Linked DNA regions of Homo sapiens: region 2 is linked to region 1. Evidence: read pairs that join two places in POLR2A ChIA-PET (ENCODE). Cell type or tissue: OCI-LY7. All regions are shown on one strand. Links, peaks and the distances in the headings refer to the core of each region. The heading gives the core; the rest is flanking DNA. Region 1 overlaps COL26A1 (collagen type XXVI alpha 1 chain). Region 2 overlaps COL26A1 (collagen type XXVI alpha 1 chain).

Region 1 (5,371 bases), core at 149-5,148:
ATCTCAGCTTGTGACCAATCCATGCAAAATAACAGCACTCTGGCTGGAAATCCCCGGATGGTCCAAACCATCTTGCAGAGCTGTTATGAGAAATGCACTCTCCTTAGGGACCGTGGTGCCCACTGACTAATCAGAAGGAGCAAATACAGTCAGGGAATCTCTTCTGCAGTTAGGAACACGGAGGCTAGGTAAAAGGAGAAAAGGGATCCAGTGTCCCAGAGCTCAGGGCTGGTACCCGGGATCTCCAGTTTCTAGACCAGCCCTGCAGCTCACCCCTGGTCTCGGGGCCCCTCTCAGCTCCCTGGAGCCAGAGCCACTGTCCCAGGGGGTGGGCTGGGTAGGTCTAATCTGGACCCGTTTGGTTTCTGCTAAGAGGCCCCCACCAGCTCTTTCATTGGCAGCCAAAACATGCTCCTTTCCAAGGCAAAAACAAAATAAAATAAAGCATGTTACAAAGTGACTCTCTCTTCTCCGATTCATTTTAATGTGCTTTTCAGCGTTGGTTTATTGTGAGCAGCTCTGTGTGCAGAAAACATGTGCTTGCAATATGCCAGTGACAGTAGGGATTCCAGGGGGCCTCCTGGCCGCCCCAAACAACCGGGACAGTCAGGAAGTTAAAGGCATGTCTTTGATGATCAGGTAATTGGTGACTCTCAAATATTTGTCCCAAAGGCTCTGAATGGGTGTGATTTCACCCAGAGTCCATTCCCTCCACTGACCCCATTCGGGCAGAGGGAAAGGACAGAAGGAGAATTCAAGGGCTGTGGTGTGAGGATGGGTTCTAGCTTAGAGTGTGGCTTCTCCTGTCCTAGGGTCCTCGAAGGTGTAACGAGCTGGGAGGGACCAGGAGACTCAGGGTCTAGTCTGTAATACCACTGTGTCATCTTAGGCAAGTGTCTGTCCATCTCTGGGCTGTTGGGCCTCAGTTTCCCCGTCTTATAAGAGAAGGCAGCTGTGATGGTTAATACTGAGTGTCAACTTGATTGGATTGAAGGATGCAAAGTATTGATCCTGGGTGTGTCTGTGAGGGTGTTGCCAAAGGAGATTAACATTTGAGTCAGTGGACTGGGAAAGGCAGACCCCACCCCCCTCAATCTGGGTGGGCACCATCTAATCAGCTGCCGGTGTGGCCAAAACACAAAGCACGCAGAAGAATGTGAAAAGACTAGACTGGCCTAGGCTTCCAGCCTATATCCTTCTCCCATGCTGGATGCTTCCTGCCCTCGAACATCGGACTACCAGTTCTTCAGCTTTGGAACTCGGACTGGCTTCCTTGCTCCTCAGCTTGCAGACGGCCTATTGTGGGACCTCGTGATCCTGTGAGTTAATACTCCTTAACAAACTCCTCTTTCCATCCAAAAAAAAAAGTATACACACATACTCATGTACACACAAAAACAAAGTAAATTCACAGTCATGCACACACATGGAGTGGTCATACTCATGCACACACCTAGGCACACACATGCACCCATGCACACACAGAGTGCCCACACACCCATCACACTCATGCATACACACAACACACTCATACACATTCATGCACACTCACAGTCATGCACACACACAACACACATACACACTTCTGCACAATCACAGAGAGTGCTCACATACACGGGCACACCCACCCAACATGGATCTACACACGTGCACACCCAGACCCACGTGCATTCATCCACACACATAACTTTTTTTTTTCACCCAGGCTGAGTGCAATAGCGCCATCTCTGCTCACTGGTTCAAGCCATCCTCCTCCCTCAGCCTCTGGAATAGCTGGGATTACAGGCGTTCGCCACCATACCCGGCTAATTTTTTGTATTTTTAGTAGAGATGGGGTCTCACCATATTGGTCAGGCTGGTCTGGAACTCCTGACCTCAAGGGATCTGCCCGCCTCAGCCTCCCAAAGTTGGGATTACAGGCGTGAGCCACCGTGCCCAGCCCACACACATAAATGGACACAGACACACACAGGCATACACACACACATACACACACACACACACACAGTCTGGGCAACAACCAAGAGTCCAGGCTCTGGCCTTTCATGGCCGGTGACGGTGGAAAATTCACTGAATCGCTCTGAACTCAGCAGCATCGTGTGGACGACAAGGAAGTAAAAAATTCACATAAATCCTCATAACAATGCCAGCCTCTGGGTGCCCTGGAGAAGGACCAATGAGATGGCGGAGGCAGAGGTGAGATGTTTTCTAAATCACAGGACCCGGGACACATGTCAGTTGTCAACAGCAACTTTGGGGTCACAGCTCAGACAGAAGCCCTGGTGCCTCTGGAGTGGAGAGGAGCGAGGCGGAAGTCCCCGAATCAGGCGAGCATAGACAGGGGAGGAGGTTGGCCCTGGTCCCTAATCCCAACATGAGAGGGGTCAGCATGGGGCAAAGAGGTGGTGCCAGTGGGCCGGGCACCGTGGCTCATGCCTGTAATCCCAGCAGTTTGGGAGGCCGAGGCGAGCAGATCATTTGAGGTCAGGAGTTTGAGAGCAGCCTGGCCAAAATGGTGAAACCCCGTCTCTACTAAAAATACAAAAATTAGTGGGGTGTGGTGGCACGCGCCTGTAATTCCAGCTGCTCAGGAGGCTGAGACAGGAGAGTCGCTTGAACCCAGGAGACAGAGGTTGCAGTGAGCCGAGATTGCACCACTGCACTCCAGCCTGGGTGATGGAGTAAGACTGTGTCCCCAAAGAAAAAAAAAGAGGTGTTGGGGCTCAGCTGGGGTAGTGAGCTCAGGGACACTGGGGAGCTGGGGGACACCTGCAGATGGAGGGCCCTGCTGGGCTCAGGGTCGCCTGCCCACATCCTGAGCTCGCAGCAGAGAGAAAGGGTCAGCTCAGGCGTGACACATGGTCCCCTTCCTGGAAGTTACTGTAAATACTGAACTACTGTGAAACAGGAAGTGGCAGGCCTAGGTTCTAACAAGGGACTCTCCAAGGAGGAGAATGGCCATTGCTCCCTACTCATGTCCCTTGGAGGTGTCACCTCCCTGCTCACAAACCTGACCAGTGCCTGTGACTTCAGGACTGAAACAAAAGTTCCAGCACCTTCCCTTGAGGCAATCTTGTGTGGTTCAGACCCCCTGTCCGCAAGTGCTGGGGCTTTGTGAGCCATGCAGACCCTTAGCTGGGCACAGTGGCTCACGCCTGTAATCCCAGCACTTTGGGAGGCTGAGGCGGGATGATCACCAGAGGCCGGGAGGTCAAGACTAGCCTGGACAACATAGCAAGACCCTGCTTCTAAAAAAATACGAACATTAGCCAGGTGTGGTGATGTACACCTGTAGTCTCAGCTACCTGGGAGGCTGAGGCTGGAGGATCCCTTGAGCCCAGGAATTTGAGGCTGCAATTGAGTGATGATCGCACCACTGAACTCCAGCCTGGGTGACAAGGCAGGGCAGGGTAGGGCGACACTCAGGCCCTGTCCCAGACCTATCAATCCTAATCTGCATTTAAATAGGACCCCCCAGGGTGACTCCTGCACGTGGGACAGTTTGAGAAGTGCTGTTTATATTTCATTTTCCAACCATCATTTCTGAGACATACAAACCAGGAGGTGGTGACCGTCCTGTTGTCACCAGCACCATGCATTGTTAGAGAACAGAGGCGAGAGGGGACCCCACAGACCTTGCCCCAACACCCAGTTCTGGGGCCTGGGAGGAAGGTGCATCACTGATGAGAGAAGAAATCACAACAAAGGCATGTAACAGGAGTAACTGCGTATATGAGGCCCAGGCTCTATTCTTCACAATGGTAGATGAGCTGGAGAAGGTTCTGGGGGCAGCAGGCAGGCTGGGCCCTGGGGAGCCACAGAGGGACTGGGCAGCTCACCCTGAGAAGGAGGAGGCAGCAGATGGGCCCCACCTTGGGACCCAAAGTCACTGGGCGGACACCATGTAGAGCAGCTCCCGCCCCTTAGAGAATGAGCTTTCAGCACAGAGCCAGGCAGCCCCGGGAAGGAGGGAGTGCCCGTTCCTGTAAGTGCCCAAGAAGAGATTGGACAGCCGCTTGGGGAGCATGGCAACAAGAGGGGGGCATGCGTCCCTAGACCCTGTGAGCTGAGACTCCCATGGGCTGAGCCACCCACCCACACTGGGTCAGATGAGGGGGCTCCCAATCCAGCCACCCTCCCAGGCTGCAGTGGAACAGCCCCTTTCCTGGGTCCCCCCTGACAGTGGGGCTCCAGCCCAGCTCCAGCCCAACTCCGGCCCCGGTCCTGTGTTCTCCACAGCACCTGCCAGTCCCTGAGGGGCCTTAGCCTCCAGCTTGGCAGGAGTTTCTGAGTCTGGGACCTGTTAGTATAGAAAGCCCAATCCCTTCTTGGAACCTCAGTTTCCCCATTAGAACAAGAGGGGATTGGGCCAAATGACCTCAAAGGCTTTGGAAGGGGCAATATATTCCGTGTGTATTTTTCTTGAGCATAGCTGGTTTTTGTTGTTGTTGTTGTTTGTTGTTGTTGTTGTTTGAGACTGAGTCTTGCTCTGTCGCCCAGGCTGGAGTGCAGTGGTGCGATCTCGGCTCACTGCAACTTTCGCCTCCCAGATTCAAGTGATTCCCCCGCCTCAGCCTCCTGAGTAGCTGGGATTACAGGCATGTGGCACCATGCTCAGATAATTTTTGTAATTTTAGTAGAGACAAGGTTTCGTCCTGTTGGCCAGGCTGGTCTTCAACTCAGGTGATCTGCCTGCCCCAGCCTCCCAAAGTGCTGGGATTATAGGCGTCAGCCACCGCACCCGGCCTTCAAGCATAGTTTTGAACTAGATTTTTCTAGGGAGCCTGGCTTCCATCTCTGGAAAGACCAGGGAACGCTTCCTGGAGGAGGTGTCTGGTGAATCCGGAAGAAAGGGCGGAAGATTTTGGAGCTGCACACGCAGCCCATGTACATGTACTCACTATGCACACACACAGCCCATGTATACACAGGGCCCATGCATGCACACACACGCACACAAACTCAGCTGTTTGTATACACAACCTGTGTTTGCACACATAGTCCACGCTTGTACACAGCTCATGTACACACACAGCCCATGGCGCACACTCACACACACATACTTTCTATGAGCATGCACCTCCAAGAGTCTGAGCACCCCTTTGGACAAAGCCCTGTGCTGGGCACCATGGGGATGAACCCAGTGGCCATCTTGCTCAAATGGAGTGTGACACAGCGCAAAGGATACAGGCCTGGGGCAGAAACAACAGGCAGAGAGTGACAAGGGCTGAAAAGAGGGGCAGCTCCTGGAGGAACCTGGCTTCCATCTGGACAGACCAGGGAAGGCTTCCTGGAGGCGGTGTCTGGTGAATATGGAAGAAGCAGGGGAAGATATTGGAGCTGAAGAAACTGGCTATCTTCAAGGAGTCTC
Region 2 (5,371 bases), core at 317-5,316, 82 kb after region 1:
ATGAGACAGTCCCGGACCTCCTAAGGCTCCCAGACTAGCAGAGCGGGCAGACGATGAGCAATTCGGCCAGGGAATGAACACTGCCTCCCAGGTTAAAGCGATTCTCCTGCCTCAGTCTCCTGAGTAGCTGGGATTAGAGGCACCCGCCACCACGCCTGGCTAATTTTTGTATTTTTAGTAGAGACAGGGTTTCACCATGTTGGGCAGGCTGGTCTCGAACTGCTGACCTCGTGATCCACCCATCTGAGCCTCCCAAAGTTATAGGATTACAGGCATGAGCCACCGCGCCTGGCCAAAATTTTTTTTAAATTAACTGGGCATGGTGGTGTGTGCCTGTAGTCCCAGCTACTCAGGAGGCTGAGGCAGAAGGATTGCTTGAGCCCAGGAGTTCAAGGCTGCAGTGAGCTATGATCACACCACTACACTCCAGCCTGGGGGACAAAGGGAGATCCTGACCCTTATAAAATAAAATAAAATATCCCTCCAGCTTCTGTGGAGAGAAGGAGCTAGAGCGGGGCAGGGTGGGGAGTGGGGAGACCAGTGAGATGGCTGCCACAAACCAGATGCTTCATATAGGCAAGGCCAGCAAAACCAGGACCTGAGACAGGAATGCATATGGAACCCCAGGGGACCAAAGGATAATGCTGCAACCTGTTGTCATCTTGCCTCTCCCTGCCCAGACAGCAGCCCCAAGGCCACAGACAGAGGGTGTGCACCCAATTCTAGCTCATTTATGAGTTACTAGTGAGAAAGAAAACTGTGTTAACCTCTCCTTCCCTAATAAATTATTAAATTTTTTTTGAGACGGAGACTTGCTCTGTCACCCAGGCTGGAGTACAGCAACATGATCTTGGCTCAGTGCAGCCTCCGCTTCCCAGGTTCAAGTGATTCTCCTGCCTCAGCCTCCTGAGTAGCTGGGATTACAGGTGTGCATCATCACACCTGGCTAATTTTTGTATTTTTAGTAGACACAGGGTTTCACCATGTTGGCCAGGCTGGTCTCAAACTCCTGACCTCAGGTGATCCACCCTCCTTGGCCCCCCAAAGTGCCGGGATTACAGGTGTGAGCCACCACACCCGGCCCATTCCCTAGTAAAATATAATAACAGCAGAAATTATGACAATTAAGATCAGCAATTTGGGATTTCTCTAAGAGAATGAAAATTAAGTTTTATTATTGTATTTATTTATTTATTTTCAGACACGGTCTCGCTCTGTCGCCCAGGCTGGAGTACAGTGGCACAATCACAGCTCACTGCAGCCTCGAACTCCTGGGCTCAAGCGATCCTTCCACCTAAGCCTCCCAAGTACAGGTGCGCACCACAACCCATGGCTGATGTTTTTTAAAAAATTTGTAAAAATGGGGTGGGTCTCACTGTGTTGCCCAGGCTGGTCTCGAGCTCCTGGCCTCAAGCAATCCTCCTGCCTCAGCCTCCTATGTAACTGGGACTACAGGTGTGAGCCACTGTCACTGGCCAAATTGTTTTAATTAGCAAGGTTCCCACTAGTTATATGTTATAGGCAAAGGGGAGACTTATGACAAATTCATGTCAGCCCTGACTGAATGTTCTGTTTTGGCCTCCGAACTCCAAGGAGTGAGTGAGAAGAACTCCCTGGAAAGTCAGTGAACACCACATCGAAGACCCCGGTCCTTCTTTTTTTTTGCGACGGAGTCTCACTCTGTCGCCCAGGCTGTAGTGCGGTGGTGCGATCTCGGCTCACTGCAACCTCCGCCTGCCAGGTTCAAGCAATTCTCCTCCCTCAGCCTCCCAAGTAGCTGGGATTACAGGCATGTGGCACCACACTCAGCTAATTTTTTTGTATTTTTAGTAGAGATGGGATTTCACCATATTGGCCAGGCTGGTCTCAAACTCCTGACCGTGTGATCCACCCACCTTATCCTCCAAAAATGCTGGGATTATAGGCGTGAGCCACCACGCCGGGCCGGACCCCAGCACTTCTGAAACATTGTTCAGATAATTACTTAAGTGGTAAAGGAGAGAACAACTATGCAACATTAATGATCACTTGAAAAATTTTCAGTCCAGGTCAGTGATTCAGGCGCTAGCTTGTCCAGCTTTTCTTATAGGTGCATTATTGTATTTTTCTTTTTTTTTGTTTGGTTTTTGTTTTGAGAGGAAGTCTCACTCTGTCGCCCAGGCTAGAGTGCAGTGGCACGATCTTGGCTCACTACAACCTCTGCCTCCCAGGTTCAAGCAATTCTCCCTGCCTCAGCCTCCTGAATAACTGGGATTACGGGTGCTCACCACCACACCTGGCTAATTTTCGTATTTTTAGTGGAGACAGGGTTTCTCCATGTTGGCCAAACTGGTCTCAAACTCCTGACCTCAGGTGATTCACCCGCCTCAGACTCCCAAAGTGCTGCAATTGCAGGCGTGAGCCACCGTGCCCGGCTGCGTTATTGTGTTTTGATAGTGTAACAGCTTTAACTTGTTGAGACCAGGCATGGTGGCTCACACCTGTAATCCCAGCAATTTGAGAGGCTGAGGCAGGAGGATCCCTTGAAGCCAGGAGTTCAAGACCAGCCTGGGCAACATGGCGAGACCCCTGTCTCTACCAAAGAAAAAGTAATTAGTGAGGCACGGTGATGCATGCCTGTAGTCCTAGCTATTCAGGCTGGCGCAGGAGGATCACTTCAGCCCAGCAATTGGAAGCTGCAGTGAGCCATGATTGCACCACTGCACTCCAGCCTGGGCAACAGAGCAAGATCCTGTCTCCAAAAAAAAAGAAAGAAAGAAAGAGTAGGACAGCCACTTCTCCAACAGAGCTCTGAGCCAAAGCCCAGCCTGTCAGGGTCACAGACAGATCAGACTTCAAAGACTTTTCTTCTCAGAAGCTGTTCCCAAATCAAGAGGCCATGACCTGGTAATCTGAAACTCCCTGCTGACGAGAAAGGCAGGAGAGTCTTGGAATTTAGCTCCTGGGGAAGTGGGGAAGGCAGGGGATAGGGAGTGTCTGTACCCTCTGCTGAAAAGGAAAAAGCTTTTTTTTTTTTTTTTTTTTTTCATTTTGGACCCACTGCCATCTCTCTAGTATAGCATTTAAAACCAGCATTTTTTTTTTTTTGAGATGGAGTTTTGTTCTTGTTGCCCAGGCTGGAGTGCAATGGCACAATCTCAGCTCACTGCAACCTCCTTCTCCCGGTTCAAGTGATTCTCCTGCCTTAGCCTCCAAAGTAGCTGGAATCACAGGTGCCCACCACCACGTCTGGCTAATTTTCGTATTTTTAGTAAAGACTGGGTTTCACCATGTTGGTCATGCTAGTCTCGAACTCCCGACCTCAGGTGATCCACCTGCCTCAGCCTCCCAAAGTGCTGGGATTACAGGCGTGAGCCACCGCAACTGGCAAAAGCAGCTGTTTCTAATAAAAATGAAAATGAATGACATTCCGTTTACCTAGCCATTCCCCTTGCAGAATGACCTGTATCAAAACACTTGTATGCAATAGGGGTCTCAAGTGAAGCATCTCTACTATTAAAGAAGAATGAAAATAGGAAATCACCATTTGGCAAACACCATAGCATTAACTGTTGCAAGCAATATGATAGTATGATGAGAAACAGGATGTTCGTATAGGTTTAAAATGTCTCCCCACAACATACATGTAAAAGACAAAGGGAAAGATAATTATGCAACAGTGGAGAAACCTGGTAGATACCATCATAAGCAAGCGATCAAAGTTAACATCACCAGTCATGAGACGTAGCAATTTCTTTTTTTTTTTTTCCAGGCTGGAGTGCAGTGGCGCAATCTCGGTTTACTGCAATCTCCACCTCCTGGGTTCAAGTGATTCTCCTGCCTCAGCCTCCTCAGTAGCTGGGATTGCAGGCGCCCACCACCACGCCTGGCTAATTTTTGTATTTTTAGTAGAAACTGGGTTTCGCCATGTTGTCCAGGCTGCTCTCAAAGTCCTGACCTCAAGTGATCCACCCGCCTCATCCTCCCAAAGTGCTGGGATTACAAGCATGAGCCACCGCACCCAGCCAAGATTAATTTAAATCAGTAGACTTGGAGTAAAGCAGGTTGCCCTCTATAATGTGGGTGGGCCTTGTCCAATCAGTCGAAGGCTTTAAGAAAAAGACTGACTTCCCCGGAGGAAGGAGGCATTTGACCAGCAGCCAGCCCATCTCAAGCTGCAACATCAGCTCTCCTCCCTGGGTCTCAGCCAGCCAGCCCACCCTGCAGGTTTGGAATAATCGCCAGTCTCCATAATCATACAAGCCAATTCCTTACCATTTCAATCTCTCTCCCACTCTCCCTCTCCCCCATCCCTTCCTATTGGTTCTCTGGAGAACCCTGACCCAGGCAAAATGTCCCGTTAGGGAGGGCACAAAGGAGGGGAAGGGATTTGGAGTTTGAGGACAGCGGCTCCACGGTGCTTGGGGTAGAGGCCCCAGGCTGGGCAGGCTGTGGGGAGAGTGGTTTGGGGAAGCCAGTCCCTGGAGCTAAGCACGGCCTGGAGAGGAGGAAGAAGGGAAAAGAAGGAGAGTTGGAACTTTGGAGACCGTGAATGCTGGTGTCTGACAGCAAGATCTCTCTGCGGATGCTGAAGAGTCCCTGAAGCCTGTGGTCTGGTCAGGGCTGGTGAGAGGGAGGGGCTGGTGAGAGGGAGGGGCTGGTGAGAGGGAAGGGCTGACTATGGGCGGGGCTGGTGAGAGGGAGGGGCTGGTGAGGGGTGTGGCTGGTGAGGGGCGTGGCTGGTAGGGGCAGAGCTGGTGAGGGGCAAGGCTGGTGGGGGCAGGGCTGGTGAAGGGTGGGGCTCATGAGGGTCAGGGCTGGTGAAAGGCAGGCCTCGTGAGGGGCAGGTCCAGTAACAAGTAGGGCCAGTGAGAGGGACATGCCTGGTGAGTGGGGCAGTGCTGCCAGGGGCGAGGCCTGTGATGGATGGGGCCAAAGACAGGCTGGATTTCCAAGGTCATTGTAGCCCCTCGTTCCAGCCTGGAGCCATAAGGCTGGTTGGTTCCCTCTTCAACCCCACCTGGCCTTCCCCGACCTCGGATCCCATACCCCACTCATCTGTGGTGGTCTTCTGTCTGTCAAACACCCACTGGGTTGTGTGGTTCTGTTGCGGTAGGAGCATGTCTCTGACATCTTTGCACACACACATATATACCCTATATACACACACCCATGCCTTATATACAGAAGGTGCTCCATAAATGCATGCTCAGCCTTTGTCTGTGAGCACAGCCCAGCCTCTCCCAGAGCCATCCTGGGACTGGTTTTGTCCGAGGGAATGGGAGGGAAGGGCAGAGCAGCCTAGCCCAGCGGCCTTTACCTTACGAGGTTGGCGCAGGGCCCCGGCCACCGGCAGCTCTGGTACACGCGCTGGACCACCGTCTCCGAGCCA

The links. Peaks named below come from ENCODE experiments on the same cell type or tissue, not always from the same donor. Only the 100,000 strongest peaks of a DNase experiment are listed, where the experiment ranks them.
Region 2: POLR2A ChIA-PET joins it to region 1 with 6 read pairs; 3 of 35 experiments call an interaction of 5 or more read pairs at or near these places.

What each region holds. Positions count from the first base shown.
Region 1 is chr7:101,501,444-101,506,814 of GRCh38, reverse strand. All of the region lies in intron 3 of COL26A1 (collagen type XXVI alpha 1 chain), which reads right to left. Among named protein-coding and RNA genes, the nearest start is that of LINC01007, 65 kb to the left of the region's middle. RefSeq lists enhancers at 1,846-2,535, 2,536-3,225. In OCI-LY7, for the core only: a CTCF peak has its summit at 1,760; a DNase peak (open chromatin) is centred at 2,854.
Region 2 is chr7:101,420,028-101,425,398 of GRCh38, reverse strand. It overlaps COL26A1 (collagen type XXVI alpha 1 chain), which reads right to left. Exons shown (of 13, transcript NM_001278563.3): 2 at 5,300-5,371. Among named protein-coding and RNA genes, the nearest start is that of COL26A1, 60 kb to the right of the region's middle. RefSeq lists enhancers at 2,573-3,098, 3,896-4,447, 4,448-4,999. In OCI-LY7, for the core only: no CTCF peak of the experiment used is centred there; no DNase peak of the experiment used is centred there.